3 separate regions of the Mus musculus genome follow, and all the other regions are linked to region 3. A link is a loop called in an ENCODE intact Hi-C map of the cell type or tissue named here. Cell type or tissue: heart. All regions are shown on one strand. Links, peaks and the distances in the headings refer to the core of each region. The heading gives the core; the rest is flanking DNA.

The links. A loop is a pair of places that touch in the nucleus more often than their neighbours do. Peaks named below come from ENCODE experiments on the same cell type or tissue, not always from the same donor. Only the 100,000 strongest peaks of a DNase experiment are listed, where the experiment ranks them.
Region 1: it touches region 3 in a loop (3-fold over the local background); 7 of 42 quality-filtered maps call a loop at or near these places.
Region 2: a loop joins it to region 3, with 3.0 times the contacts of the local background. A loop is called at or near these places in 7 of 42 quality-filtered maps.

The regions. Positions count from the first base shown.
Region 1 is chr2:148,726,863-148,736,996 of GRCm38, forward strand. Napb (N-ethylmaleimide sensitive fusion protein attachment protein beta) reads right to left here and starts at 5,558. Exons shown (of 11, transcript NM_019632.3): 1 at 5,404-5,558. The coding sequence starts at 5,501. In heart, for the core only: a CTCF peak has its summit at 5,578; DNase peaks (open chromatin) are centred at 4,909 and 5,639; H3K4me3 peaks cover 1,484 bases; H3K27ac peaks cover 1,223 bases.
Region 2 is chr2:148,870,340-148,880,473 of GRCm38, forward strand. It overlaps Cst3 (cystatin C), which reads right to left and starts at 5,173. Exons shown (of 3, transcript NM_009976.4): 1 at 4,814-5,173; 2 at 2,478-2,591; 3 at 1,383-1,704. The coding sequence starts at 5,038. The coding sequence ends at 1,621. In heart, for the core only: CTCF peaks have their summits at 5,186 (motif pointing left) and 8,964; DNase peaks (open chromatin) are centred at 5,232, 6,892, 7,202, 9,012 and 3 weaker places; H3K4me3 peaks cover 3,540 bases; H3K27ac peaks cover 6,561 bases.
Region 3 is chr2:148,676,940-148,687,073 of GRCm38, forward strand. Gzf1 (GDNF-inducible zinc finger protein 1) reads left to right here and starts at 4,181. Exons shown (of 6, transcript NM_028986.3): 1 at 4,181-4,276; 2 at 6,655-8,029; 3 at 9,575-9,669. The coding sequence starts at 6,672. Gm46771 (a long non-coding RNA gene) reads right to left here and starts at 4,005. Exons shown (of 2, transcript XR_001783505.2): 1 at 3,886-4,005; 2 at 3,339-3,506. In heart, for the core only: a CTCF peak has its summit at 4,641; DNase peaks (open chromatin) are centred at 1,102, 2,642, 4,112 and 4,712; H3K4me3 peaks cover 4,217 bases; H3K27ac peaks cover 3,790 bases.

The DNA.
Region 1 (10,134 bases), core at 740-8,739, 50 kb after region 3:
CACTTACAAACCCAACAGTTTCACTCTAAGTGTAGCTACACAACCCATAAAAAAACATAGGAAAAGAGAGAAACACTTAAACTCATTTTCTAAGATACCTACAACATCAACATTTCAACCTCATAAAGGCTATATACAAAGAGTCACAAGTAAGATAATTCTAAATAAACTGTGTAAAAACAGATTTCAAAAGAGCTTGTTAAGAAAGAAAGAAAGAGAGAGAGAGAAGAGGAAGGGACGGAGGGAGGGAGGGAGGGAGGGAGGGAGGGAGAGAGAGAGAGAGAGAGAGAGAGAGAGAGAGAGAGAGAGAGAGAGAGAGAAAGAAAGAAAGAAAGAAAGAAAGAAAGAAAGAAAGAAAGAATAGTTTGTTACCGTTACTCTGGGAGGCTCAAGCAGGCAGAAGGATCACAAATTTGAAGCCAGCTTGGGCTATAGTAAGACCCTCAAAGCATCTCAGAGGAGTTTATTCCAAGAACGAAAGGACAGTTCAACAGGAACCCACCCACTAATCAAGATATTGGTAATTTAAAGGAAAAAAATAATTTTTATCTCCACAGATATTGCTAAGGCTTTTCAAATAAAACAATGGCCCTTGATGAAAAATACCCAGTAAAACAGGAATTCTGTTCCCTACTATGAGAAATATGCCTTAATTCAAATATTGACTAATTAATTCTATGTAAGATTTTCATTGTTTTGATAAGTTCTACATGAAAACAGAAAAGTTAGCATTCTGAAATTTTAACTCCCACCTTGAACTTCCTGTGAACCGTGTGAGCTGCTGACAATTTTTTGAATGTAATACTATCTTCTCATCAAATCAATGAATACAGTTCTGAAGGCCTAACTGTATAAAGTCCCCTATGATTAGGATAACACTGTGATCTGGTGACATGGACACCTGTGGTTTACCCCATTTTTTTTTTTTTTTGCTGTTTAAAAAAAAAAAATGCCAGTTTGGGGGCGGGGAGCGGTCTTAGAGTTTCTATTGCTGTGAGAAGACACAGTGATCAAAATCAACTCTAAGATGGGAAAGGTTTATTTGGCTTACACGTCCCAGGTCCTAGTTCAGTGATGGAAGCCAAGGCAGGAACCTGGAGGCAGAACTCGAAGCAAAACCATGGAAGAAGACTGCTTACTGGCTTGTTCTTCACGGCTTACCCAGCCTGCTTTCTTATCTAGCTTAGGACAGAGTCCTGTGGGCTGTACCCTCCCACTCTGCATTAACAATTAAATCAGGAAAATGCCTACAGACCAATCTAGGGAAACATTTTCTCAACTGCAGTCATCTTCCCAGATAACTCTAGCTTGTGTCAGGTTGACATAAACAATCAACCAGGAATTATTTGTAATCATAAGTGTCATGAATAATTCTCATGAAATAAAAAATAGTTGAAAAAAAATCAGAAGTACAAAATCCCAGAATTACAGATTTAAATGACATGTATTATTATTTTTCTATAAACAATTATCCATATCCATATCTTAGTTCTTAAGTTATAAGAAGTATACATAAACACGCTCATATGTCTTACACTGTAAGTTCATCTTCGTAAGTAACCGAGTCTACATTTACTCTCCTGTTTTTGAGACAGGCTGACATGAAACCCAAGATCCTCCAGCTTCAGCCTCTAGATTACTGGGTGAGCACATTCATGATTTTTTTTTTTTTTTTGGTATTATTTTTCCTATTCTTTTTGTTTTGTTTGGCTTTTGTTTTGTTTTTGAGATATTTCTCTACATAGCCCTGGCTGTCCTGGGATTCACTATGTAGACTAGGCTGGCCTTGAACTCACACAGATCTACCTGCCTCTGCTTCCCGAATGCTAGTATTTAAGGTGTGTGTCACCACATCCAGATGATTAATGACTTTAAAAAAAAAACTGAATTTACATTTAAGTATTAATCATAACTGAGAAAGATGTAAATGCTCTCTCTCAAAGCTATCACATGACTGTGCTAAACATGGAAACGCAATCTTCACTGAAATAAAAACAAGGGAACAATATGGATCTAGTCTATAGTATCTAAGAAATATCTGAATCTTCACAGACAGACATGAAGTAGACCCATGTTTAGTTGCAGTAATCCAAAAGGATCCTTCATTAAATTTACACCGAGACCACCTCGTTTATTAACCCTGAGATGAAGGAACATTGAAAAGGAACCATCAGGGGGTTGAGAATATATCTCAGTGGCAGGATAAACGTTTGCCTAACAATGTACAAGGCCTGGGGTTGCATCCCTAGCACTGCAAACAAACAAACAAAGGAAGGAAGCTCAGAAACACTTTCCTATCATTCAGTAAGTACGGCTTTCTTCAGTGTGCTCTGTGCCCTCACTGCAGGTTCCCCTAGTAACAAATGGAGATAGCAAGGAGGTCTTTGCACTTGGAAAGTATCCCATTGTCAGTCTGGGCAGCTAAAGATCCTTCTAGCCGTTCTCGGAGATGCTAAATTAAACTTTGATTAACTACAAATGTCCACAGCTCCACTCTGGCAATGCACTAAGTGAAACTTTGACTTTTTCAGTGGTGGTCTTACACACTGTTGTGCTCTTCAGAAAAAGTGAGAATTAATTTGACGGCACAGCTACAAAGAAAACAAACAAACCAAAACCAAAAAAAAAAAAAAAAAAAAACAAAAAACAAAAAAAACCCAGACAAAAACAGTTACTCTTTAACCGGGAATAAGACAGAAAACCAAACAGAAGTAACATTGGTTGCAGGCTTGTCTGCATCCTTTCAAATGGTTTTCTTGTAGGGAAGCTGTAGCAGCTTCGCTGGGGGGATAACTGTACTCATGCACGCCTCCCTCCCTCAACCTCCAGCTACCAAGCTGAAGAAGCTTCCAATAGACTCACTCTCATGGATTTCCTCGCATATTTCCATCTAAAGCAACAACAGAAAGGCAGAGTTATGTAACAATACTGAGAACAAAGTATATCACAAAAGCGGTGTTTGGGATACAGGAGATGGAGTCAAGCTCCGCTTTAATCTGCAGTTAGGAGATTAACAGTCAGTGACGTGAAACATCTGCATTAAGCCAAATGCCTTTTTAAATGTCTGACACATCCTTAAATCATCACCTGTCCATCTCTTAAGCAGGAGCGCCGATGATACTTGCCATGATTAATTCCCTGTTAACTTGAGAGTCTCACATGGGGATGGATAACACTACCGTAAATGAGGGATAGAACCAAAGAGGGGTGGGGCAGGGCAACGTGTAAGGTGATGACAGATGCTTGCAATAGCACACCCACAGGACCATTGTAACTAAAAGAGAAATAGGTCTAGTTTGGGGTTTCAAATACTTATATACTTATAATGGATCATATGAAGTTCTACATATTCTTCTCCTAAGCTTTCAGAACCAAATATGACTAGAAACCTCCCAGTCCTGAGTGCAAAGGACACTTAACCTGGCTAAGACTCTTAAGGTATTTATTCATTTAAGCTAGTGACCACACTTTTGGCTCTGAAATCCCATAAAACTCAATCCATCTGCCCTTCTGCTTCTTTGATAAGAGGGACTGCCAGCTCTGATAAGTATGTGGATAATCATGCCACAGCCATTTCCAACCTCCACAGGTCTAAGTATTTTATAAACTCATTGATTATTAATCACAAGACACACTGGATTATAGCAGAAGAAACTGAGGCCCAAAGAAGCAAAGCTAACCTTTTCCAAACCCCACGGTAACAACCTGGACTGCTGTTTCTAAGTGACTCCACACAAACTGAGCGTGGATGGGAAATGAAAGTCTTCCTACCTGGCCTGCCACTGACAGGGCAGCAACGGCCCAAAAGATGTTTCTTCAGAAATAAAGATTCCTCAAAATCCTTTCCGATGAGTGTCTCAAGATTTGACATAGTTTCCTCAAAACAGTGCTCCTCTTGACCAAAATTAAATGTCCATAACTGGCTCAAGGAAGCACATCCCGATGTGGAATGTGTATTAACATCATCTCCCAAGGTGAGCTACTCTGCCATTAAATTTCACACAGACTGAATGCAATCCAGTGTGTGTTTTGTGACTCAGACAAGAATTAGTCTTTGGCACTTGCAATGCTCCTTGTCCCTTTGAAAGAGGAAGCAGTATCTATAACTTACACCTACACTTCCAAGCTTCATATTACATGAGAAATTTAAGAACTAGCAGAGACAAATGCCCTTAGGGGTCTCCAAGCATGGTCTCCTTCTCTATCTTGGCAGACCATGGTACCATAAACTGTATCAATGTGACTCTAAGCATTTCCTGGAGATGCAAACATAATGGGGCTCAATTAAACTATTATATAATAATTAATGTAATTAGTAGTCAGATGAATGAAGTAAAAATAAAAGTCAAAGTTCACTGGGTACATTTTCAGCACTTAAGTGTCTATACTGAATTTTTACAGAAACTGCGTCTCACAATGCAGCAGTTTAGTATGTACCTCTAGTCCCTCTCGATAATTAAAATCTGTTCTTGGTACAGATCTTTCACTTTCAAATGGGAGAAAAAAAAGAAGAGGCACACGTAATTTCTACCGCTGTCATAAACAGCTGAATCATTCGCATAATCAACAGCCCAGAATTCTTCCACAAGCTCTCAGGGCAGGTTTTGCTTTTTGAAAGCTCAGAATGTAAACCAAACCCTTCCCTACCAAGATATGTAAGAATTAACAAAATCACGGGATTCCCAAAGGATACTCTGACTTTAAAAAGGAGCAATGTTACATACAGTTCATCAAACGGGAAGCCTGAACTACGGATACAAGTCACTCTGGCAAATGAAAAACACACCAAGGAGGATATGATTTCAAGGCCCTTGAGCCAAGGCCAGCGGGCAAGTGCCCGGGATACAGGGGCGCAGACTTCGCGCTCCCCACGAGCCACCAGCTGCTGCCAAACTCCAGGTTGAATTCCAGAACCTCACAGTCCTGGCTCCCCCGGGGGATTTACGGGCCCAACCAGGGGAAATGAATAAATCTGGTCCACCAGGAGGGGTGGCATCCTTGAAGAGGCAGCTTGGCGCGGACCCTGGAGCTAGCACCGGACCGTTGGCGACGCATGGGACTTGGGGGACCACAGAGATCTCCGAGGACGCGTAGGTGTTCTGGGTTGTTTAAGGGTGCCTGGGGATTGTGAGCTAGAGGTTCTCCGGGTGTGGGTGAGGGGTGTCCAAGGCCTGAGGATCCCCAAAAGGTTCTGGGGCTTGCAGTGTGTGCTGACTGGAGAGACACCCCAGACACGGCCCAAGGGATGCGATGAGGCCCTGGATGCTACGGGACCCAAAACAGAGCGTGGGCCACTGGGAATCCCGTAACCCTAAGCAGTTGCGCGGGGTACTCTGCGGTGGCAGCCGGCTGGGCAGGGGATCGGGCACCAAGACCCCTAAGGGCAAGACCTCTGGCGCTCACCCGAACAACCCTCGGAGGAAAGAGTGGGAAGCCTTCACTCGCTTCTCGGCCTCCGCCATAAGCTGGACCGCTTCTCGCTCCTTCCCTGCGTTGTCCATGTCACCCGCTGCAGCCAAAGCCTCCTCTGCTGACTAGCTAGGCTCCCGGGACGACTTAGCCCTCCCTCCAGCAGGTGCGGACACGCAGGCGCGGCACGCGTGGCCTTTCGGGATCTGTAGTCCTACATTCCACCTTAATGCCAGTTTGTCAGAGACCACAACTACAGTTCCCAGCAGGCTGCTGGGCAGGGCCGGGCGTTCTCCCGGACTCCCTGGAGGAGGGGGAAGGGGCGTGGCCTTCTGGAGGGGTCTTGGGCCTTGGACCCTTGGAGGTAGACTTCAAGGTTGAGAGAGAGAAAGAAAGAGAGAGAGAGACAGAGATAGAGACAGAGACAGACAGAGAGAGGGAGACAGAGAGACACTCTACAAGCAATACTGCAAAATTTAATCTAATGCAGCAGTTCAGCTCAATTTAGTCAACCATGTGGTGCCCCACCTCCCAACTCTGCCAGAAAAGCAGCAACAGCTGGCCTAAAGAGCTATTTTTAATTTCTGACAGCAAGACATTAAAAATGCATCATCATCCCCAATATAAATTCAGAGTTGATTTTAAGCGTCCCCAAACTACAACTTTCCATTTGGTCCTCTTGTTTAAAAATGGATTGCATATCTTTCCTGTAGGCACAATCTACTCTTGTTATTGACTGAATTCTATTAAATGGCTATAAGCCAGTGAACTCTCTTATGCTTTACATAATGCTGGCTATAGTGGGTGGATCTTGACAAAATTCCTGTCTGCCAGGAAGACTTCTAATCTACTAAATATCCATAGATAGATGCAATCCTGTGCCAGTGACTTCTAGGCCTGTCCCAGAGGGAGGTGTTTTTTAATACAATGTCTAGACCATTTATGCTTGGCAGTGCTACTTCTTAGGTGGTGCAGCAAATAGAATTACTGCCAAATGAGAGTTTCTGATGATTTAAAACTCTTCATGAATACGCTGTAGGAACTGGCAAGCAGAATTTGTCTAAGAAAATGAAGCCTGTTTTCAGAGAACATAGCAAGAGCGTTTAAACTCCTGGAAACAAGCTACCAAAACTGATGTCACAGTGTGGCATGATCCAACCATAGCAGGATGCTCTCAAGATAGAGGGGAATATCGGCTCTTGGTGCATAGTTTTTTTTACAACTACTATGAGCTTGTTTTTTTGTTGTTGTTTTTTTTTTCACTTTGGAGAACTGATTTGCAAGTTTGGAGCAGGAGGGTAGACGGAGGTAGGAAATTGGAGGTGGCAGTGGATGTTGGATTGAAGAGAGAAAAATTGCAAAAAGTGAACCAACATTGGCATTTGAAAAGGAGTCAGTTGGGGAATTTGGTGGATTGAGTCAACTCCTAAGCATCATGGGCAGCAGCAGTGTGTTGATCAGAGCAATTCCCAACCCTGGCTGAATGGAACAACTCTGCAGGATAGTCAAGAAATATTGATCCCTCTGCCACTAGTCTTTGGTGTCCAGATCTCCACTCTACCCTATTCTGGAGTTAATCATTCTAAATTCTAAAGCTTTGGATGAAAAGGAACCAGAATACATTCTCCCAAAGCACACCTCAAAAACCAGACATTTCACTCATCTGCCTTTAATGGATGCTCATTCATTCAGACTGTGGCACCTACCTTACAGTGGCTCTGGGCACATCCTATTCAATGGACATTCCGGATACATTCAAGCTGAGTGAATACAAAGAAGAGTAGATTAGAAGGTTAAAGGCCCACTCTCCATATCAAACAGTCCATAGAGGTTATCCCACCCAGCAGGACTCAGTTATTCGTGGGTTCGAGGGGGACTGCAAACCTGGGCGGAAATGGGAGGGAGAGAAAGGAGAAGCCGAGACCAAGAAGGGATTCCTATCAAGGTCTCAGTTTATTAGGCAGAAACAGTGGTTCTTAAAGCATACATCGAGGGGAATAGGGAGGGATTGAGGGGGAATTAACAAAGAACAAAGAAGTGGGCATCTGGGGACATGAAGGCCGAAGTCAGGCTCCAGGTGGCAGGCATTCTTCGTCTTATCTCCGGAATTCGAATCCTCCTTAACAGCCTTGGGTGTCAGTCCGGGCTCAGCAAGTAACTCGTGTCCTTGGATGTCATGGGAATCAGGAAGAGATAAGGAAGAATTCAGCTTTTACAGCCTCAGGTGCCAGAAAGGGAACAGGGAGAAGGAAGTGATGAGCAGCTCCTAGCACAAGGTCATTTGGCTTGTCAGGGTGGGAGACTGTGAAAGGCTTTTTCTCACGGTATGGTCTCCAACATAGAGGCATGACTGAACTCATCTGAAATCCCCAGTTCTAACAGAAAATGACGTTCGTGAGTAGAGGATGTGGCCATCTGCCTGTTGCTAGAGTTGTAGGTAGAGTAGGGCCACCTTTTATAACCAAGCCTCAACAGTAAAGAATGGTGTGACACTTTTCTACACCGAAGCAAAGAGGTAAAGCTAGCCTACATACAGGGAGGGGAATTGGATGATATTTCTTGATGAGAGGGACTCAACCTTGTTTATTTGTTTGCTGTTTTGTTTTGTTTTTTTCTGGGACAAGGTCTCTCTGTAATACTGGTTGTCCTAGAGCTTGCTACATAGGCCAGGCTGACCTTAAAGGCAGTTTTAAGCCACCACAGATAGGTTAGAGGAAGTCAGTCAACAGCCTGGTCCACCCTGGTAGTGCTGACCATGTTGTATGTCTGGAGACCCCCAAGCTGAGAAATAGAATCACCTCTGGTGACCCTTCCTACCCTAAGGAGTCTGCTAGGGTATCAGCCCCCTCTTCCAGGACATTTACCTTAATTTCTCTTCTGCTTTGAGAAAATACTCTGCCAAAAGCAACTTAAGGGAGATAATAATCCTGACCCACAGTTCAAGGTCTTGGTCGATCAGAGAAGGAAAACTAAGGTGGAGGAGCACCAAGCATCTGGTCACAGTATCTACAATAGAAACAAGGGCAATAAATGCTACGCTGCTCCAGTGTGGGGAGCCGCCCTCACATTCGCCGTTGCAAGATGGAGCTGACATCCTGTGTTCTAAGTGGTAAACAAATAATCTGCGCATGTGCCAAGGGTAGTTCTCCACCCCATGTGCTCTGCCTTCCCCGTGACGACAACTCGGCCGATGGGCTGCAGCCAATCAAGGAGTAATACGTCCTAGGCGGAGAATAATTCTCCTTAAAAGGGACGGGGTTTCGCCATTCTCTCTCTTGCTCTGGCTCTTGCTTCTTGCTCCTGAAGATGTAAGCAATAAAGCTCTTGCGCTCTTGCGCTCTTGCCCTCACTCTTGCTCTCTTGCGCTCTGGCTCCTAAAGATGTAAACAATAGAGCTCTTGCTCTTGCGCTCTTGCACTCTTGCGCTCTGGCTCCTAAAGATGTAAGCAATAGAGCTCTTGCTCTCTTGCTCTCTGGCTCCTGAAGATGTAAGCAATAAAGCTTTGCCGCAGAAGATTCCGGTTTGCTGCGTCTTTCCTGGCCGGTCGCGAGAACGCGAGTAAGACTCCAGCACTACCTGTTCTCCTCTCCCTTGCCTCTCATATAGCCCATTATCCTATCTGTGGAATGGTGCTACCTACAATGGGGGAGTCTTCCAGTTTAATCGGCACAATCAAGATAATCCCCCTTAGGCCACACCACTCCTAAAACATTGTGCTTTACTTTAATAGGCAGGAAAAACAGAGCTTATCCAGAAGGCTTTTTAACCATAATCATGAAAGCAATGCATTCATAACTAGAAACTAGTTAATGATGTCTTTTATTAATTTTCAAAAGACATTCAAAGCAATATGAGTTTGTGGGAGAGGTGAATCTGTGTGGCAGGTGTGTGTGTGTGTACTGGGGGGAAGTAGCTTTTCCTGCTAAGTAACACATGCTATAAATATCCACCCAAAGGACTTTATAGATATGATTTAGCAGTTTCCTTAAATATATCCTATTGCTTGTACCACAAGTTTCTGATCCATAGAGACATCCCCCAATTCCTCTTTCACTTTTAACATATGCATTCCCATCTAAACTTAAACTTAGACGTCTTCAAGATATAGATTTGTAGTTTATATTTCTTTGAGCTAAGGCTTTAGGACATCAGCTAAGAGGGAACATCTTTGATGCAAAGCACTCAGGAGACATGACTGTTATTGTTAACTACCAATAGCTGAGCACATTAGATTTATATAACTCTTTCCCGTGGAGCATAGTTGAGTTGTGTGAAATTGGGCTTTCACAAAAATTTTCACATCTGTCTTGCAAATGAAGGGAATTGCTCTTATCTGGAACACCCTGCCCCCAGTTGAATTAAGAGAATGCCAGCGGTACTTCATGACCAGTGGGGAAGAGCTGAGGTTTCGATGACTTACTCGCATTACAGTAATTGACTTTGAAGATACAGCCAGTCCTTATTATTCCTGGATTTTATCTTTACAAATTCACTTACTTGTTAACACATGATGTTTTTGCAACCATTCTGAACATATCCCAAGTGGTGAAAAATGCGAATGAACTGACATATTCCAGCTAGGGTTAAATACATGGCCTCTGACTTTTGGGTCCATCTCTGTCAATAAGCTTCCCTTTCATAGCCTCTGTAATGCCAAGCTTTTCATTTTAGTCAATTTTATGTTGAGAGATTTCATGAATCTCCAACTTGCAAATGGCAGGTTG
Region 2 (10,134 bases), core at 1,442-9,441, 190 kb after region 3:
GGGAGGGAGGGAGGGAGGGAGAGAGAGAGAGAGAGAGAGAGAGAGAGAAAGAGAGAGAGAGAGAGAGAGAGAGAGATAGGGAGCACCCTAGGTACTATTGCTGTGTAATGACTTGCCTTCACTCACAGATAAGAAACATTTTAACCTGCTTCTTATGTTGTAGATCAAGGTATCAGAAAGACCCAGCTAGATAATGTCTGCTGTCCCCACATGGTCCCATGGCTTTGGGGAAGATGGGCTTACCTTCAGAGAAGTCTTGCTTCCCCTGGGTCGGGTCTAGGAAAGCACAGCAGGAACTTTGCATCTTTCTTGGTTTTGCTCTAGCCTACCATGTTATCATCTCACTTTCTCCATGACCCGATGAGTCACACACCATCCAGAGTCAAGCAGCAGAGACACAGACCATACACCTGAACGTCAGGACCACCAGTGAATTTCAGGACCAAGTAATAAACCTATCACAACACACAGTAACACAGACAAAACATGTGCACACTTTCCTGTGGGCAGGGCTGTCCAAGACCCTTAATACTGAGCCAACCATTCTGCTGAAGACCCTGGGCAATAAGGACACTAACTCTCCAACCTTGCCTAGACTCAGGTCTTGGAACTCAAGACCCTCTACTTGAGTCTTCCCTTCTCTCACCTCAAGAACATTAATTTATCACTATCAGAGGAGGAAGAGCCTGCCTACAAGGCCAGAGGAAATAGGTCACCAAGAAGAGAGGCTCTGCCTTCCCTTCGGGCTTTGCTTTGGCTTTTACTGAAGGACCTCTACTGCCCTTTAGTGTTCACACCAGTGGCCTGAAGACAGCTTCCTAATGCAGCTCTGATCTCCTTTGTGATTTGAACACAGGTCCCAGTAGCTTGGCTACTCCCCTTTACATTGGAGGACATGGGGATGGACATTGAGCAATAGGATATGAGGACTTGTATTTTATACAACCTTGTAGCCTCCCCAGATCTATGCAATCATGGCACTAAGGTGATATTAACTAAAACTCCCTACTTGTAAGTTGGAATTGACTTTATGTCTGTTTCATTTGGGTTAAATCTCCCCTGAAGCTGCATGAAAAGACTTGTGTTATATCAGGGCATAGAAGGGCTGGGAGTATCCCTGTCACCCCATAGACACCAGTGACCCAGGCCCAATAGTATAGGAATTGGTGCTGTGTGGGTTCTGGGTCTCTCTCTCTCTCTCTCTCTCTCTCTCTCTCTCTCCCTCTCCCTCTCTCTCTCTCTCTCCCTCTCTCTCTCTCTCTCTCTCTCTCTCTCTCTCTCTCTCACACACACACACACACACACACACACACACACACACACACACTTGTTTTCTGGGTTTCCTTGCTGCATTATCCTGAGACAGAAACAACTCAAACAGAGCCAAAGGAGTTTTTTTTTTTTAATTGAGCAAGGCATGGCAGGTACTGCAAGAAGAGTGGAGCCAGGGGACAGCTGTTCAGATGTGCAGAACCTGCCTGCAGCAGCTCCTTTACTGTCTCCTGGTGCAAACACACTGGCGGTGCCCTCCAGAGCCGGAGCACCCTTCTGCGAGATGAAACACTATAGGGAAGGAGCACAAGTAAGGAACAGTCTGCATGATCCTTCTAGACTCAGCCCTTAGGCATTTTTGCAGCTGAATTTTGTCAGGGAGTGTGTGCCTTTCCAGGGCACGCTGTAGATCTGGAAGGAGCAGAGTGCCTTCTGCAAAAGGGAACAAAGAGAAACAATCAGTGTGAAGCTACAGCAAAGACAAATACCCACTCCGGGATGATGGAACAAGTGTATGCAATGATGGAAGCTAAACCCTTCTCCCTTCTGAGTCCCAGGACACTTAGCAGGGTCTGTTCATCCCTATTATTGGATGGTATGTGTCCCCTTTCCTGGTTCCACAAGACCATATTCTTCAGCCCCAGCACAGCTTGTTAAGGAGTAGCCTTTTAAGGTGTGGGAGCCCTAGAGGTCAAGGCAGTGGAAAAGGCTCAGGGCCCATGAGCCCTCCACCTAAGTACTAAGAGGGCCACCAGGAAAGAAGCCCAGGCATAGGACACATCTCTAAAAGTGGCAAAGGTATAGGGAAGGATGATAAGGAAAATGTAGCTATCACCACAACCATGGTGTCACATCCCTGCAGACATGGTAGAAGAGGCACAGAAGACTCCAACCATTAAATAGGTTCTGTTCTCTTTCATGTGGTCTTGGCAGGTGGCTCTGGCTAGGATTAAAAAGAGCCTTTCTCCCCAGCAAGAATACTTGCAGTTGCTTCTAGCTCAGTAGGGATAACTGAACATCAATAGCCCAATTCCCAGGAAAAATTAATTCAGCAATTAATCATGTGCAAATAAACCCCTCCCCTATAGGGATACATATTTGCATTGGCATGAACATACATGTGCCCAACACCTGTATCCATTTATGAATCACCATTATTAACTTTTGCCTGCACGATTGCCCTTAGGCTGATATCAAGTACCTACCCTCATCAGATGGGGCTGGTCATGGAAAGGACAGTCAGTCAAATTTGTCTGGGACTTGGTACATGTAGTTCGGCCCATCTCCACATCCAAAAAATAGTTCACTCCAGCCACGAGCTACAGTGAGAAGAGCAGGATTGAACAGTGCAGTCAAGTGACTTCCACACAGCTGCCTTCCATCACAGACCCGAAGTGTTTACCTAGGACTTATGCCTGGATTCATAGGCAGCCAGAAATCTCACCCACAGACAAGCGCCCCAGGCTCTGTTGGCAATTGTTTTATTCTGAGCAACTCTGACAAGTTGTCATATGTAGCTGACTAAGAGGAGAAGCAGAACACAAAAGGCAGAAGCTAGCACTGACAAACCTTTCTGTGAGTAGGGAAGGCTGTTCTAGGAGCCTAGGTTTGTTCTCTGAGCATAAGCAAAGGCTCTGGGCTGCAGTGTGGGATTAACTCAATTCTGCTGACTGTGGCTCCTCAGGCTCAGACACGACAGCACTGGTGGAGAGCCAGCCATTCCCCATACACAGCCTAGAGAGAACATATTTATTTACCTAGGACTCCTTCCTTTCAGGGACAAGAGGACATGGGATGCTTCACACACGGGGATGTTTCAAGTCAGAGGGAAGAGCACTCTTAAATGATTTCTCCTTCAGAGAGACTCTCCAGAATTTTCTCAAGCATGTCATTTCCCTGTAGGTCTTCCATTTGCAATTTAAGAATAGCACTTATCCCTCTCCCCATAATGGGGCACACCAGATCAACTTGTCAGAAATGGGAAGCACAAACTGAGGGACATAGGTCGGGGTGGAGGGGTACAGGGCTCTGTGTATTGATTGCCCCGCAGGACCAAAAACAGCTCTGGATTTGGGAGAATGTCCTGATTTTCCTACTAGTTAAAGGAGACCTGCAGACCAAAGAACCTACAACTCCTTATACTTTGCTCCATCTGTTGCCACAATTAAGAGGTGCACTGGCCCTCAAGGTCCAAGGCAGCTGGGAAGTGGAGTTTTCTCAAGGTTGATCCCAGCAGCAGGAGAAAAAAATGGAGCAGGATTTAACTCGTTTGTATTTTCAAGAGAAGGTAGAAATGAGCTCTACACACTGGCATACAACTCTTTGTCGTCTAAAACCTGGGCTTCCTTTGGGTCAACTTTGGGGCTTTAGCAGCTCCTGCAGCTAGCTCCTCTGTCAGAGTCTAAGTCTAAGGTAGTCTGTCCATCTACTCAGTGGGTGGAGGGTGATTAGAGCTATCTTGGGGGGTAATTAGCAAAACCCCTGAGGGATATCCCGAGGATATTCCAGGGCCACAAGAAGAGGGAAGCAAGGCTTCTTAGAACAACTAGACAGCACCTTCTGAGAAGACACAAGGGGACCTGCCTGGTGACCTGCACCAACATGACAGCCAAGAAACTCAGACACCAATCTACACAGTTATGTGTCCCTTAAGGATAGAGGCTCCTTCTGAGAAATGTGCCCTGGCCACACTGTGTACAAGCTAATACGGCTGCAGCATCAAGGGGTTGTTTAGCTTTGAGGTTCACCCATCACAAACCGAGTCATGGCTGAAGGGAGCCTGACTGTGTGGTACAGGACTGATCACCACAGCTGTCTGGACCATTCTACAGTGCTACCAAAACAGCAAGGCAGCACAGGCAGTGCTCAGAGAAAAAGACAGGCTGCCAGACTGGATAGAAATGGCCCTTGCTAGCAGAGTCCATAGTGGAGACCAGCAAACTGAGACTTTGAGTGAAGGACCTGAGTGTTCGTGGGTTCCCAATTTTCCAAATGGAATCTTGGGTATGTAGAGAATGCCCTTGTTTTCCGGAAGTGTTGACTCTGAAAGTATACACAAAAATAAGTGACTATAAACACACACCCACGTACACGTGCTCCTGAGTAGAGCAAGGAGATTGGAACATGGCCAAGTGTTTACTGGAAGGATGGGGTGAAATCTGCCGTCTGTCAGAATGAGTTTCAAGTAGCGCGATTAAGTGAAGCCAGATCATTAGCAGTTGACATTGACCCCAGGCGGCTAAGGGAGGTGAGCTCCGCCCAGGGAGCGTTTGACCTACATCCTTAGTACCTTCTCTGGGTGGCCTTTTGGAAACAGAGCTAGGAGGCCCACCCGCTGGGCTCTTCTGAGTTCCAGAATAAACAAAAGATGAATGTTAACACAATGAGTAGACCAGAGAAGAAAGGAAGAGAGAGGACCGCTCCCATAAGAAGCAAAGGTGTTGATTAACAACTGCAGATGCAAACCGCGCCCTAGCTAGGGGTGCCTGGGTGGGAGCGGCCTGGAGACGTCGGGAGAGCAGGGGACAGCAGGGACACGTACCTGCTTACGAGCTCTCACCACCTGTATGGCGCGGCTGTGGTACGCATCGTTGCTGCCCTTGTTGTACTCGCTCACAGCGAAGTCCAACGCTCGCCGCACGCCTTCCTCATTGGCATCTGCCTCCTCCGGGGCTCCCAACATTCGCGGGCCTTGTTTTGGGGTCGCCGCCCAGGCCACGGCCAGGACGGCCAGCAGGAACAGCAAGGAGCGCAGCGGGCTGGCCATGGTTGGCTAGGACAAAGGGATAAAGCTCCAACAAGACTCTGAGTTGGTGCAGAACAGACGCTGCTACTCCGTGCGACTTTTACCCAAATGCGAGCGTTAGGGACCCGCCCGCCTCTCCTGGCTCCTCCTTTTCCGGCGGCCACCCTCCCTTTTCCGTCTGCCCCCTAGCGGGCCCCGCCTCCTCTTCCGAACGGCCCCGCCCTCCCTCTGCTTCAGTCAGCTGCTAGTCTGTTCTTGCCTTGTAGGTCAGATACCTCTTAAAGAGCTGCCAGATTCCCATTCCCTGCTGAGCCTCCCCTCCCCCATCCCTGCCCCGCCTCTCCCTTCCTTCTTCACTCTTAGCTTTCTGTTCTTACCAGTTCCTCTTCTGTGCCCTTTTCCACAGCTTCCCCTTTTACTCCAAGTTCCCTGTTTCATGAAGTGTGGTTTCACCAGAGAAGTTGGTCATTGCTCTCTGGACCCTAAAATGCCAGTGACATCTGAACCCTGTTTCTCCAGAAAGGAAAAGGGCAACGAGTCTTTAATTTCCTGCATCTTCAAAGTTCAGCCTCGATCACTTGATGGAGAGCAGGGTCACTATGTGGGAATGCTCGGAGCAGGGCTATTATTTCATTTTCCTGAAGGCCCTGTCCTAAGATACTTGTCAAAGGAAAATAAATTGATCTTGGGGGAGTGGGGAAGTGTGCAGCATTCTGTGTAACTACTCATTATCCTTAAAGAAACCATCCTAGGCTTCTTCCTAGACCAGGCCACTCTAGGGCCTGGAGATACCACAGGAGGCCAAGCCCCGAATGGATATTGTAACAGGCTGCCCAGTATATCCATCTAAGATGAACCCATGTGTCTTTTATGCTTCCTAGTAGACAGGTTAAAAACTACGGTATGAGGCTGGGTATGATGGCGCATGTATTTAATTCCAGTACATGGAAGGCAGAAGTAGGTAGATCTGTGTTCAAGACCAGCTTGGTCTACATCTCTGGTTCCAGGCCAGCAAGGGCTACACAGTGAAATCTTAGAAGAAAAAGAAGAAGGAGGAGGAGGGGGAGGGGGAGAGGGAGAGGGAGGGGGAGAGGGAGAGGGAGGGAGAGAGGGAGAGGGAGAGGGAGAGGGAGAGGGAGAGGGAGAGGGGGAGGGGGAGGAGGTGGAGGAGGAGGTGGAGGAGGAGGAGGAGGAGGAGGAGGAGGAGGAGGAGGAGGAGGAGGAGGAGGAGAAGACAGGGCTACACAGTGAGACCCTCTTGTTAAAAAACAAACAGACAAATCAGTGATAACAAAACCCAAATATTGAAGTCTTTAATACGTTTTATTTAACCTATCAAATGTAATTTCAATATATAATAATAACTCTTAAGGAAACAGATTATATTCCTTAATGTGTATAGTAATCCTTTAGAGTCTGTGTATATTTGTAACATTTAGGACCAATGTTCACTCAGTCTGACCCCCCTTTCCACATCTGCTAACTGCTGATGCTGGTGGCTATAGTACTGCATAAGGTTTAAGCTTTAAAGTTTAAGGTTTGTGCTAGTGGTAGTATGGGAGGTGATCAATAATTAAGATCAGATGATTATAATGCTCTGTAGAAAGTGAGATAGGGGGAGCAAGAGATGGGTGCCAGTAGATATTAGTTGAAAGATCCCTTTGGGATTCAAACAGTCGAGGAGTTCCACCTAGACCAGGGAGATAGCACCAGTCAGAGGGAATGACCCCTGCTTAGGTGATGAGGTCCAACAGGGCTTTTCTGTTTAGAAACAAGGAACACTGGCAAGGGGTAAGTTTACATAAGCAGGGAAGGGGTAGGGCCAGGACTCTAACTCTGGCAGCTGTGTGGATGCTAGAGGAAGGCTGGGGCTTGAGGGCTATGGGACAAGCTAGTGAGAGGGCAGGCAGCTGAGGATGAACATTCAAGCACAAGGTCTATTCGAGCTGCTCCCCTAAGGGAGCCTCACTGTGGGTCTGTGATTTCCCTCTGATTGGAAGGTTACATAGTTTCCACTGACTTACCAGGAGTGAGGTATTGTTAACATATGACTTATTTTATGTGTATAAAATAATTTCAATGAGTGCACACAAATTCAGCACATGTGGCTGACCTTGTAAAGTTCCCTGGTGCCTTTTTGGTCCGTGTTGGTGCCCACTGGACCCTTGCCAGTCCATCTGTCCCTGGAGGCTCATTTTTCTGTCTATTCTTGGACTTCCTGTAAACATGTAGTGAGAGCAGTGTCTGGCCCTCTGGGGCAGAAGCACCATGAGGTTCCTTTGCACTGTTTCCTTAACCAGATTCTTAGTTCCCTTTCTCTTCAGGTAGAATATATGTTCAAGTGGATACTGTGTAGGCAGACACACCCTCCAGCTCAGGATCAAGCAAGCCCATGCTCACTATGCACCACTGGGAGTAGACAGGATTGAGTTGAGTTCTATGCAGATAGCTGACTTTATTTCTTCTTTCAACCTCACTCTCTTATGTTCTGTACTTGAAAATGCCCCTGTGACAAATGAGCTGGTAGTGAAGGTATCTGGTTTTGAGAGGAACACTGGAAGGTCCTGGGCTCTCAAAGGATACAAAGAAGGATTATATTGGGGGTGGTAGGTACTGGTAACTTAGTGACATCTCTGCTCTGACCTTGGGTCTGAGCTCTGGATTAGACCCTATCAGCAGGAATCTAACAGATACTAACAATGTCACTAATGAGTATTTATGTTAAGGATTAGAATAGGGGACCCTGAGGCATTGCTATAACCTAACCCCACTATGAGTACCAGAGTAATAATGTTTATGCTGCCCTACAAGATAAAGCACCTGCGGCAAGAAAAGCAATTGTCATTTGTAAAGTGGAAATCGTTAAACACCTGTATGTGATATTTTCCTAGATAAATAGAAAAGGGGAGGCAGACTGACAGACAGATAGGAAAGAGGGCTGCATCTGGCCAGGTCTCTCTGAGCAGAATGCTGGGTAGACATTGGATTTTTCTGGGGCTCTAATCTCAGGACCATTGTTTTACAGAGAGTGAGTTGAACCAGGGAGAACCCTCCTTATCCCATCATTTCTCACTAGAAAGAAGGTCCAAGGTGGACTAATGTGGATGGGAGCATGTTGGAGAGAAGTGATATGCATGTTGACCTCTGTGACCATACTGCCTGCCATATCTCTATTATACGGTTGGCTCAGAATTATTTGAGAGAGTAGGTGACCTGTGAGTGGTACCTCTGATCCCCAAGGGTCAGACACTACAGAAGTGTACTTTCAGGAACTGTAAGGACAGCTTCCAGTTAGGTGCAGTAAGAGGTGGAAAGTGAGACAACTCTTGGGTTAAAAAGTCTGCTTATTCTTCATCTAGCTCACTTGGAGGCAGGGCTAGAAGTGGCAAAGAGATGGCAGGCTTCAGTGGTCACAGCTCAGCATGAAAGAATAGTTTGTGTCCTGGGGCCTGCAGTTTCCAGATAAACGACTGACATTCCAGACATTCTGAGAAAAGCAGGAAGCCAAGAGCTGAGCCACAGGGCTCCTCTTATAATAGGAGAACCTGAAGCTTCCCTTATAGAGTGCCTGAGGCTCTTAGAGGTTGGGCTCTGAAGTCCCCTGTGCACCCACTTCTGTATTCTCCCCCTTCTCTCCTTTTCCTATTACCAATTCATGGTGTGATGGGTGCTTCCAGGTTTTGTGCTCGAGCTTCATTGCAGTGTTAGGGCTGGGGTGGGGTTGATCCCTTATCACTGGAAACTGTGATGTATTCCATGTAGAGAGATGTGGGCGAGCAGTGTCTAGTGTTTTCTATCTGACTGTTTTACAACTCACAGGAAGGTAGATACTGTCTATTCTGCTAGTCTTGAGTTCAGGTTGCTTCTTATTCTCAGACTATTTACAAGAGTAGAGGCAGGGATGGATTTACTACAGCCTAGTGGAGAGGCATAGGGAAAGGACTTCTGAGGACACAGGCAGCTGGCTGGAGCAGCAGGATGCTCCACCCATTTTTCTGGGCTTCAGCTTACAAGCTCCCACCAAGAGGAAAACAGGATGGCTGGCTTGAGGTGACAATTCCTTTCAGGATTGATCCCCAGGTGGTCAGAAGTTCTGTCTAACCCATGAGACAGGCTGACGGTCTGCCTCTCAGTGCTGTGCAACTGAAACTTGGCCCCTTTAACAGGGTGTCAGAGAAAATAACTCCTGCCCTATCTCAGACATGCTCAGTGGATTCCTGAATTTTGGGGCTAGAGGTCTGATGTTACCAGGGCACTGTTGTTCTCCTTCAAGTGCCCTTGCCTCCTTTACCTTAACTAGGTAGCTGGATCCCGTGTGGAAGACCTTTCTTTGCTATGGCCTTCTCTATCAGGCTGTGACCTCCTGTTTTGACAGTACTAGACCGGGAGTGTTCAGGCTCAGCAGAGAGTCCTGCTAAGTGAGTTCATAGAGACTTCACTCTTCATATCTGACCATCAGTATGTAGTTTTTCATCCTCTTTCAATGTCCCTATACTGTTTTTATTAAAAATCTTAGTCCCATTATCTGGAAAGCTCTACTAATGAATGTCTTCCCAATTTTTCCATCCCTTAACCCCTTCTATTCAGCTCCTTGCCTGTAATTCTCTGCTTTTATTACTGAGTTTAGAGTTAAGGTGCTACTCTCTCCTACTTCCTTTGATCTCGTCTCCTTTGCTAAAGCCAGAAATGAAGTCCTTCTGAAGTTTAAACGAAGCTATTTGCTCTATCACTCTAGTCTTATGGAACTCACGGTGGAAATATTCCTACTTGGAGACTAGGGGAAGGCAGAGGGCAGATGGGAAGGAGGGAGGAAAGAGCAGGCTGCTGTGGAAGCTAGTATCTGGGGGCATTTTCCTTCATTTTATTATGAAATAGTTTAAAACTACAACAAGGTCATAAGAAATCTAAACATCTATATCCATCAGTCTGTCATTCATTCATATTAGACTGAATTAACTTTTCGGCTTGTCTGTCCACCTATCATTCTCTTCCTATTGTGAAATGCATTTTTCACTGGATACACTTTGCAGTTGCAGACACCAATATATCCTACTCCTAATCACTTGAGTCTACTTGTCCCTAACTACAGCTGGGTATTTGTTTGCAGTGTTTTCATT
Region 3 (10,134 bases), core at 1,081-9,080:
GCCCTGGAATCAAAAGAATTAAATTTGTTAAACTCTACCCTAATTTTCCAAAATTGCAAAAACAATGATGTTGACCTCCAGGTTCTTGATTTCCTGCCACTCTGGGGATGTATGAATATGAATTAACACGGTTCTCAGAGCTTTGCTCAATATCCATTCCACAATCCACTCTAATTTCTCTCTTGCTAGCATCCTCCAATTCAACCTTCTGCTCTCCCCCAGGTTCTTGTCCCCTACACCCTACCCTGTCAAGGTTCCCTCTCCCTCACCCCCTCCCCCATCCATCAACCCACCTTTTCCTTTGCTGTTCTTATCCCTGCCCTACGAAAATGCACTCCACACATAGGCCACAGGCAAACACTCTGCAGTCAACACTAGGCTCTCTCCTGTTGGACCCAGCACACATAAGGACCTGGAGAAAGTACTCAGCAAGAAAAGAGGTACCTTTTTCTGTGGCAGCCACATTTGTTTTTAGAACAATAAAGGCAACGTTTGCTTCAACCACAAATCTTCATTTGTAGTCTATTTCAAGTTCCCTTTTAGAATGTCTGCTAAATTGAGAGGTCTGGGTTCTGCTCTAACCTCTATTTTGCTTTAACAAAGACAAGATTTTTTGTTTTTTTAGTGCTACCTTGTTGGAAAATTGTGAAAAGTCTTTCCTTCTAATTTTTTTCCTGGGTGATTACCAAAAACACTTGTGTGAAATGGCTAAAGATGGAGTGTATATGGGAGAGGGGAGCGGTTAAGTGATAATGTGCCCAAATTTAAAGCAGGTAAAGACTTGTGGCCTGTTAAAACTCAACTCTCGAGCTGACCCATAATTGACGCACTGTAAAGTAAACACACTGGCTGGATGTTGGTGCCTGGGAACCGCACAAGAAAACTCGCCCACGACAACGCCGCGTTGTTTCCCCGTCAACTCCCACGCCCGCCCTGTTCTTTCTCATTCCTTGCCTCCGATAGCTTCCAGCGCGGCCGCGTGGTAGCAACTGCTGCTCTGCTTGGTTGGATGTCAGGACCGCACAGCCTCTCACTTCTGGGCTAAGATCACTATAGCGCCATACCTTTAGGACTGGGGTGGGGTGTCACGTCATCACCACGCGACCACCCAGAGCCAATTACAAGATGGTTCCCCGGGAAACTAGGCGGCAAGCCAAGAGACCTGGGCCTCAGTGGCTGCCTGAGTCTCCCAGTGTGAGGGACAAAGCGCTGCGGGATATCAATCCAACAGTGGTTGCGCGCGATGGAGAATTTGACCCTACTCATATTCTAATGAGAATTGTTTAGTAGCATTCTTTATCTGCTGGTGATTTCTTGTTGGTGAGGTTTTGGCTCTGTGTTGTCTTACCATTGCTTGGGGATAGTTTCAGTCCCTTGGCACAAAGAAGTGTATGGGTCAGATATGTAGTTCTAAAATCCGGGATAATCTGAAGAAAGGGTAAAGCAATGATTTACCGAGGGGGGATGAAGTGAGGTCAGCAGAGTCAAGCAGGAGTCTGAGCCAAGTACAGGGGGCACAAATGAAAAGTGGTGACCAGGATTTAATCCAGACTTTAGTTACATTGGTGTAGAAGAAACTATGTGATAGAATTGACGTTATAAAAATGATTTACTAATAGATTTTTCAGAGAAGGCATTAAATCACACAAGTGGAATTTAGCTAAAGGAGTTACCTCCAAAACACCCCCAAAGATAAGTAGTAGTATATTAATCAGGCCTGTTAGAAGAAAAAATTAGGATGTTAGGATGCTCAAATGTGTGTTCACCACAATTGGCTACAGCCTTTAGATCCATCCCCAAAGACATGTGTAAAAGGCAGCTCAAGGTGTGTGTGTGGGGGGGGGGGATGCAAGATTACAACCATCATTAAGTCCCCTGTACTGCCCCTGGGTAACAACCCTTCAACAAACAAACAAACAAACAAAACAAAACAAAGCACCAAAAACCAAACCAAAACAGTGCTACAACAAAACTGGTGTACTTAAAACAATTCTGACAAAATGTTGTATCTTTGCTGTGTAAATCTACTATTTGCCTAAGCAGCCAGACTTTCAGTCTCCTTTCTCTGTTAAAATTGTTCAAAGTGTAACCTGGGGCCAGAACCCAACAGGGACTTAAGGATGAAAGCCTATGTAAATGCATATGCTTAAAGCAAGCTAATAAAACCTTCCTTTGGTTGCGCCTTAGCTCTAGTTGGCCAGGCACTTTAGCCTGGTAGCTACCCACTGATGTGTGTAGATATATAAGTGTAGATAAATGTTAAGTGTTGCAGCTCTGAAGTGAAAGACTTGCCCTATAGAAATGTCACTGCCTGCTCTGCTGGGGAGACTGGGAGTCTAACAGCTGTCTGTTCTCTGTTCTAGGGAAAGTGTTACAGCTCACTGCACAGCAAACCTCACATAGATTTCGTTAGAAAACTCCAGGAGTAAAGCTGCCTCTGCTCCAGGCTCCAGGGAGAAGCAACAACAGTGAGCTGAATCATAGACCGGGGGTGGGGGATGGGGGGTGGGCGGGCGGGAGGAGCTGTTATACCGGATTTCTTAGGGGAGGAGCTTTTCAGGGCAGAGATTTCCGGGGTCAGGATTTCTGGGATTTCAAATCCTGAGCTTGGGGAGCTCAGCGATTGGTGAGTTTTCCTGCTCAGGGATTGGTGGCTTTTCCCCCACACCCCTTTTGTTCACTTGGCCCATGGATCTGGATGGGAAAACTATCCATGCCTCAGGCGGCTTTGGCTGAGGTGACATCTCCCAGAAGCCAGTAGTGGGAGACAGAAGAGGAGGTGCGGTTGTCAGGGCAACTCCTAATTGCCCCCCACCCCCACCCCACCCCCCTGCTTAGGAACGACAATATATACCTTTCCACCAGTCCAACTAAATGCACTCAACTTTCATCCCACAGAAATGTCGGGGCCCCTTGCTGGTCCAATAAAGCAGTCTCAGCCTGTTGAGCTAGAGTTTAAATACTTCTGTCTCATTTTTCGTACACATAGATTTCCCTTTTGAATATGCTCAGTTTATTCACACAAACACTCCCTATAATACCATGCTATTATAAAGATTAAGGGACTCCCAGCTCAGGGTTGGTTCATCAGCATATCGAAGCCTGCTTGGCTCATAGGAGCTGCCATGTGGTTGGCTCCATAACACATCTTGAAAACATTACATTATTTCAAATCACACAAAATGGTTTTACTTATATTCCAAACTGGGTTGTAAATCGAGATTTCATTCTTCTGTGTAGCAAAACAGTTTATGGCTTATCACACACACACACACACACACACACACACACACACGTGTATTCCAAGATATAATCATCAATATCTATTGAAGTCATAGTTTAAACTAACTTCACCTTGTAAGAACTTTTATTTCAGGTAATTGGCTTAATTCAGTGGCTAGATCGCCTCTTTGCAGCAGGAGCTAGTTAAAAGAACAAGGCATTTGGGAAGTTGAAGGAGCTATCAATCTCGTGGGCATTTCTACTTGAAATAGCCGGCTTCCACCCTAGAGAAAGACACGGTCTGTATTAAGACAGAGGCCAGTTAGTTTTCTAGAGGATTAGATATATTTTAAAGGGAGGAAAAAGCACTGTTTCGCTAAACTAAATGTTCAACGAAAGAAGTGACCAGAGACATTCTATTCTCAGCAAGAAGAGGTCTAGCTGGCTGGTGGCAGTAGGGAGGCGACTTCGTAAAGCTTTAGCAGTAGGTGGAAGCATGATCAACATTTACCGGGAACTGGAAGTGTCAGGCAGGATTTTCTAATGACCAGGTTTTAATTAAGATCATGAGTGGGATTTAAAGCGGAATGATTCAAGAAATACAAAGCTGCGCCAGCCTTCCCATCCCACCCCGGCCGTGCCCTACGCCAAGACTTGACCCACCGAGGCACCCCGGAAGGCTAGAAAAATCCTGCTTCCAGCAACCTGCTGACCAATGCCTAGCTGCGCAGCTGGAGCTTGTCCCAACTTTGTCAAATAGCTCTGCCCCCAACCACTGCGGTGTTCTGCGCAGGCGCGGCCTTGGATAGACGCTGGTGGTAAATCCGGGATCTGCTAGCTAGGGGCCCTGCTCAAACTCACGTAAGATCACGTAACCAACGGCCGGAACCGCCTTTGCAGCTGGAGGTGCGCGCGCAGCGCCTTCCTAGCCTACGGGGGGCGGAGCCCACTAGGGGGCGGGGCGCGCTCGTGGCGACCAATCCGCGGACCCTGCGGTCCGCTGTCCCTGCTGGCCTGGGCCAGGGTACGGGTCCGTGGAGGCACTGGCTAAGAGGTGAGCGTGCTGCCGACTGGTTCGTCTTCTAGGCTGTCCTCTGTCTTCTGTCCCTTGGAGCGGCGGGCTGTGGGGGATGTAGGCACAGGACGGGGAGTACGGGGGTGCGGCGGGACAGGCCGAAATGACCACGCAGGCTGGACTCTGGAGGCCGGAGGAAGGGCTGGACCTTGCCGCCAGAGTTCATTCTCCCTGCGGCTTTGGAAGATCATCGGTGGTCCGGGACTCGGGGTAGCCAAGGTGGGGTCAGAGGTGGTGCAGTCAGAGAGGCCACCGACACCGACCTTTATTCCCTGCCTGAGAGCCAGGATCCCTCTAGGGTGGGCAGGCTGCGGAGAACAGCGTCTCCTGGAGGCCTGGCCTGGGAGTCCCGACCCCGGGACTACTAGGCGACCTTGGTGAGGAGGCTAGGCCCACCCTGAGACGGCCGAATGCCAATGAGTTACAATGGAACACAGCTGTCACTAGACCTCAAATAGCCGCTCGCTATGACCGGTGTCTGCCCCCAGGGGAGGTAAACAGGGAAATCTGCTCAGGGCCTTCTTGGCTGATGGTGAAGTCGCTGCCAGATCTCCTGGAAGAACTTCGATTTCCCTTGAGGGACCAGGGCGAGGTGTTAGGAAATCAGGCTGGCCGTATGGGCATCGGGCCAAGAGGGGTCTTCAGCTTTAGTCTTCAGGCTGGGGCCGGGGATTCTGAAGAGCATTGGCCCTTGAGTACTTGCCTCTTGTCTCTCTCATACCAGTATTTCCTTTATTTAAGCTTCCTCTGTAGGTAGGTAGTGTTCCCTGTAGAGTCCCCTTTAGTCAACATGACATTCCACAGGTGCCAAATTTACAATTGCACTCTCTAGGAGTCTTTTCTGTGTTTGAGACTGGAGATTTTGGGTAGTGGTCTCTTGAATGAAATGGAGAGGCAATGGCAGATCCAGGTAGACATATGGAATCCAAGGTGATGTCTAGCGTCAGGTGAAGGAGATCTAGGAATGCTCTGGAGGGTGGAGACTTGGAGACCCATGTAAGCCTGGAAAAGGAAGTTAGATTCAGAGACAGAGGACTCTGAGAAGAGTGCACAAAGCAGAAGACAGGAAGTTGGGCTAGCATTTTGGAATCCAGGACAGGAATCTTGGGGGATATGTTAACTGCAGGGGAATAACCTTTCATTTGGTGAAGCTGGAGTTGAGGGGGTTGTTGACAAACTATAGTTGAACCAAGACGGGCATGAGGCTCCGGTTCAAGATGCCCATCAGCCAGCTAATCATACTGGCCTGTCACCCGTAAGATGAGATGTCCTTTACAGGTGTGTAGGAAGCCCACCATGAACCAGCAAAGGTCAGACAAGTTGGAAGTGTTTGCTATGTTGTGTTCCATAAAGGCTCAGAATGGCTGGGTCTTCAAGAGGAAGAAGTGAACGTCCAGAGAAGCTTCCCACTTGCTCAAGGTTACACAGTTTGTAAACGCTCTGGAACTTGAATTATTTCAGGAGAGCAGCTCAGTTTACCTGGTGTTTAAGGACATTGCAAATAAGGATGGGTTTTAAGCTATTTTTCTAGGAAGTGCTGTTTTCAGTGGTAAAAGTGATTATCAAATAACAATTTCTTGCTCAAAAAAACCCAACTAGATGTAAATTTTCCTATACTTTGGAATATGTCTTTGAGTAGATTAGAAAATAACCTTGATAAGCAAATTACTGCCTTAATGAGTTTCACTAAAGGTGAACTTATCATTTGTGCTCAGCACTGGGGGAAGGCTTGCCAGTATTGTTTTCATGAGAATATTTCTCATGAAAGCCTTTCTGGGACTTTAGAAACTGATAAGAAGTGAAGTGTAATTGGACTCTGTGTTCTATATGTGTTTTTTTTTTTAAGATCCATTTTGTTTTTAATACTATGCACATTTCTTTGTTAGGGTATGTGCAAGTGAATGCAGGTGTCTGAGAAGTCAGATCCCCTAAAACTGGAGGTAGAGCAGTTGTGAGTCACCCAGTGTGGGTGCTGGGATTAACCTTGGGTTTTCTGCAAGAACAGCATGTACTTTTCTTAGCTGCTGAGCCAACTCTTCCACCCTATCTTTGAGTAATGGTTGTTGTTGTTTTGAGATAGGGTCTCATATAGTTCCGGCTGGCCTCAAAGTTGGCCAAGATTGGTTTTGAACTCCTGTCTTCCTGTCTTTACCTTCTAAATGCTGGGATCCTACCTGGCAGTGTTGGTTATAGATACATGCTGCCACATCCAGTAGTGATTTGAATCTTTCAATGAGAAGATTTGAGTATGTTAGTTACTGTTTATATTCTTAAGAACCAATGTAACTCACATAATTTCAAGCCCTTTCTTTGGTCTTCATTCGTGAGCTGATTGAGTCTTGATTTTGTTTTCAAAGCTGCTTTTAGAAGGAAGATGGAAAGTGGCACAGTTTTGCTGGAATCCAAATCTTCACCACTCAACCTTCTGCATGAGATGCATGAGCTCCGCCTTCTGGGCCACTTGTGTGATGTCACTGTTAGCATAGAGAACCAGGGTGTCCATGAAGACTTCATGGCCCATAAAGCAGTGCTGGCGGCCACCAGCAAGTTTTTTAAGGAGGTGTTCCTAAACGAGAAGAGTGCAGATGGAACCAGGACTAATGTTTACTTGAATGAAGTTCAGGCTGTTGACTTTGCTTCGTTTCTGGAGTTTGTCTATACTGCCAAAGTGCGGGTAGAAGAAGACCGTGTGCAGCAGATGCTCGAAGTGGCTGAGAAGCTAAAGTGTTTGGACCTGTCTGAAACATGCTTGCAGCTAAAGAAGCAGATGCTGGAGTCTGTCCTTTTGGAATTGCAGAATTTCTCTGAGTCTCAGGAGGTGGAGGCCAGCAGTGGCCCCCAGGTGAGTGTGACCCCCAGCTCCAAAGCAAGTGTACCAGGGGAGGATGCTCACTCCAATGGCCTTGTAGATTCCTCCGACTACCCAATAGAGAGACTGGGCAATGGGCTCTCACCAGAAACACCATCCAAGAAGTGTAAGGAGAAACTGGACAAGAAGAAAGATGTGGCTAAGCCTCCCTTCCCTAAAATCAGAAGAGCAAGTGGGAGGCTGGCTGGAAAAAAGGTGTTTGTGGAAATCCCCAAAAAGAAATATACAAGAAGGCTCCGAGAACAGCAGAAAAGTGCTGAGGAAGCCGCAGAGAATGACAAGTGTCCTCAGGACCAAAGCCCAGACAATGAGAGGATGGAGACTGAGCCAGCTGCCAAAAGTGAGGCTTGCCCTGCTAGTGTAGAACTGGAGGAAAGCCTGCAGAAAGTGGAGGGGGAGAAGGAAGAGGAAGAAGGAAAGGACGGGGAGGAGAAGAAGAAGAGTAACTTCCAGTGCACAGTCTGTGACAAGGCCTTCCTGTACGAGAAGAGTTTCCTGAAACATATCAAGTACCACCATGGTGTGGCCACCGAAGTGGTGTACCGATGTGACACTTGTGGCCAGACCTTTGCCAACCGCTGCAACCTGAAGAGCCACCAGCGCCACGTGCACAGCAGCGAGCGCCACTTCCCGTGTGAAATGTGTGCCAAGAAGTTCAAACGCAAGAAAGATGTGAAACGGCATGTGCTGCAGGTGCATGAGGGTGGTGGCGAGCGGCACCGCTGTGGCCAGTGTGGCAAAGGCCTGAGCTCCAAGACTGCTCTGCGGCTGCACGAGCGCACACACACAGGCGACAAGCCCTATGGCTGTACCAAGTGTGATGCCAAGTTCTCACAGCCATCAGCTCTTAAAACCCACCTGAGGTGCGGCTACCTGGGAATGTTGCTATGTGGAGCAGGGCTGGCCTGCATGCAGGGATGTGGGTTCCCATGTGCTAACATGCTCTGGGCAGTTGGAGATGGTTTTAGGACTTGAACCAACATGTCTGTCTCTGTATATCTTCATTTCTCCACTGGTGCCATCTAGGACTTGGGAAATTGAGGCAATTTTTAATCCTCTTTGGAGGAGGAAGTAAGGGAAGTGGCTCTTCAACTTCTCAGAGAACCTTTGGCCCCCTCCTCCCACGCATAAGGCCAGGACACAGGAGAGCCATCCAGAATTCTAGGTGCTGTATGCCTCCTGGTAGCCTGAGGTCTCCAGGCCACTCTGTACTTAAGCAAAAGCTGGGCTATTGAAGTTCCATGAAATGATATGTAGTGCTGTAGGACACTTCCCAGTGGTCTTTTAGTTCTCAGGGCTTGGAAAGTGCCATTCAATGGTTGATCTAAGAATAAAGATCTAAAAATCAGACCACACTTTCTAACTTTTTTTTTTTTTTTTTTCTGAGACAGGGTTTCTCTGTGTAGCCCTGGCTGTCCTGGAACTCACTGTGTAGACCATGCTGGCCTTGAACTCAGAAATCCGCCTGCCTCTTCCTCCTAAGTGCTAGGATTAAATTTAGGAATTTAGCAGTATCATTTATGCTTGCTTTAATTTTTCAGAGATGGTCATGTCTTTGCCTCTCAAGTATTGGCATCAAAGGCATGTGCCACATCGTAGTTCTTCGTGTATTATGTTCTCATTCCAGACAAGCAGTTAAATTTTCTACTGTATTCTACCTTTGCCCTCTAAAGCCATGGGGGGCGAGAGCATGGTGGTTGTCATCTTTCAGTTTGCCTGAGTTCAAAGTACTTGTGTAGGAAGCACTCAGTAGATCATGGCTGATTGCTACATCATGCTGGTTGTGAAACTGAAATGCTCCTGTGTGGGTCTCAGCAACGTAAGAGCAGATTTTTTTCTCTTTAGACTGTTCATGTTAGGAAATGACAGTAAAATATTTGGTCACATGGTACTTTGTCAACAGTAATTCCTAAGGTTATTTCAAATGAGGAAGCTTTTCAAATGTTAAGTGATTCTCTGCCTTCCAGTGCCTCACAGCATAAATAAGGCCCAGGAGAGATGTAGGAGCTCTCAAGTGGGAAGTTCACTCTGGTATATGGAACTGAGTACAGATATCAATCCTTGGGTCTTGCACAGAAACTTCATGTGTGTTGGGATGTACAGTAAACCCTTGCCCCTGAGCCAGGGTTTTTTTCTATATAGCCCTGGCCATTCTGGAACTTGCTCTGTAGAACTGGCTGGCCTCGAAATTAGAGACTTCATGTCTGCCTGTCTCCCAAGTGCTGGGATTAAAGGCGTGTGTCACCATTGCTTGGCATATGGTGAACTTCTGATCAGTTCCATTAGTCATTTATCTCAGCACCCTTGGAGGAAATGGTTTTTGCATAGTACAGAGGAATTTGGAAATTGTATTGCAAAGTGACCTTTGACATATACCCTGAGTTACCATCTGAATGTTGTACTTTCAGAGTTCATACAGGGGAAAGACCTTTTGTCTGTGATGAATGTGGTGCAAGATTCACTCAGAACCACATGCTGATTTATCATAAAAGGTGCCACACAGGTAAATACCCACACTCTTGTGATTGACTGTCTTTCCTAGCTAGAGAAGAAAACTGCAGTTGCTTAGTTAGAAGTTGGCATCCACCAGAGCATCGCAGGTTACAGCTGGGCTTCAGCTTTTCCATCGAGTCAGGCTTACAGATATACCTGCTGCCTGCAGTGCTGCTGTACCTGGTCTGTGTCACTAGGCACTAAAATGGAGCACCCAGGTCTTTGATGTCTAAGGTATTTAAGAGTTGTACCCCGAAGTCTATTTTCAGGAGTCTGTCCTAAAGAATTATCTGCTATCTGAGAAAAGCTGTGCAATCAGCTCCCTTCTTGCTATGTTTAATAACAGAATTAGGAGCAACATGATGGGCAAACCACAAGGAAGTGTTTGCATAGGCTGGAAATCCATGCCCCAGCTCAAGATATGGCTCTTCAGAGGAAGGACTCTTGAATTGCATGGGCACATCTGTGCTTTCAT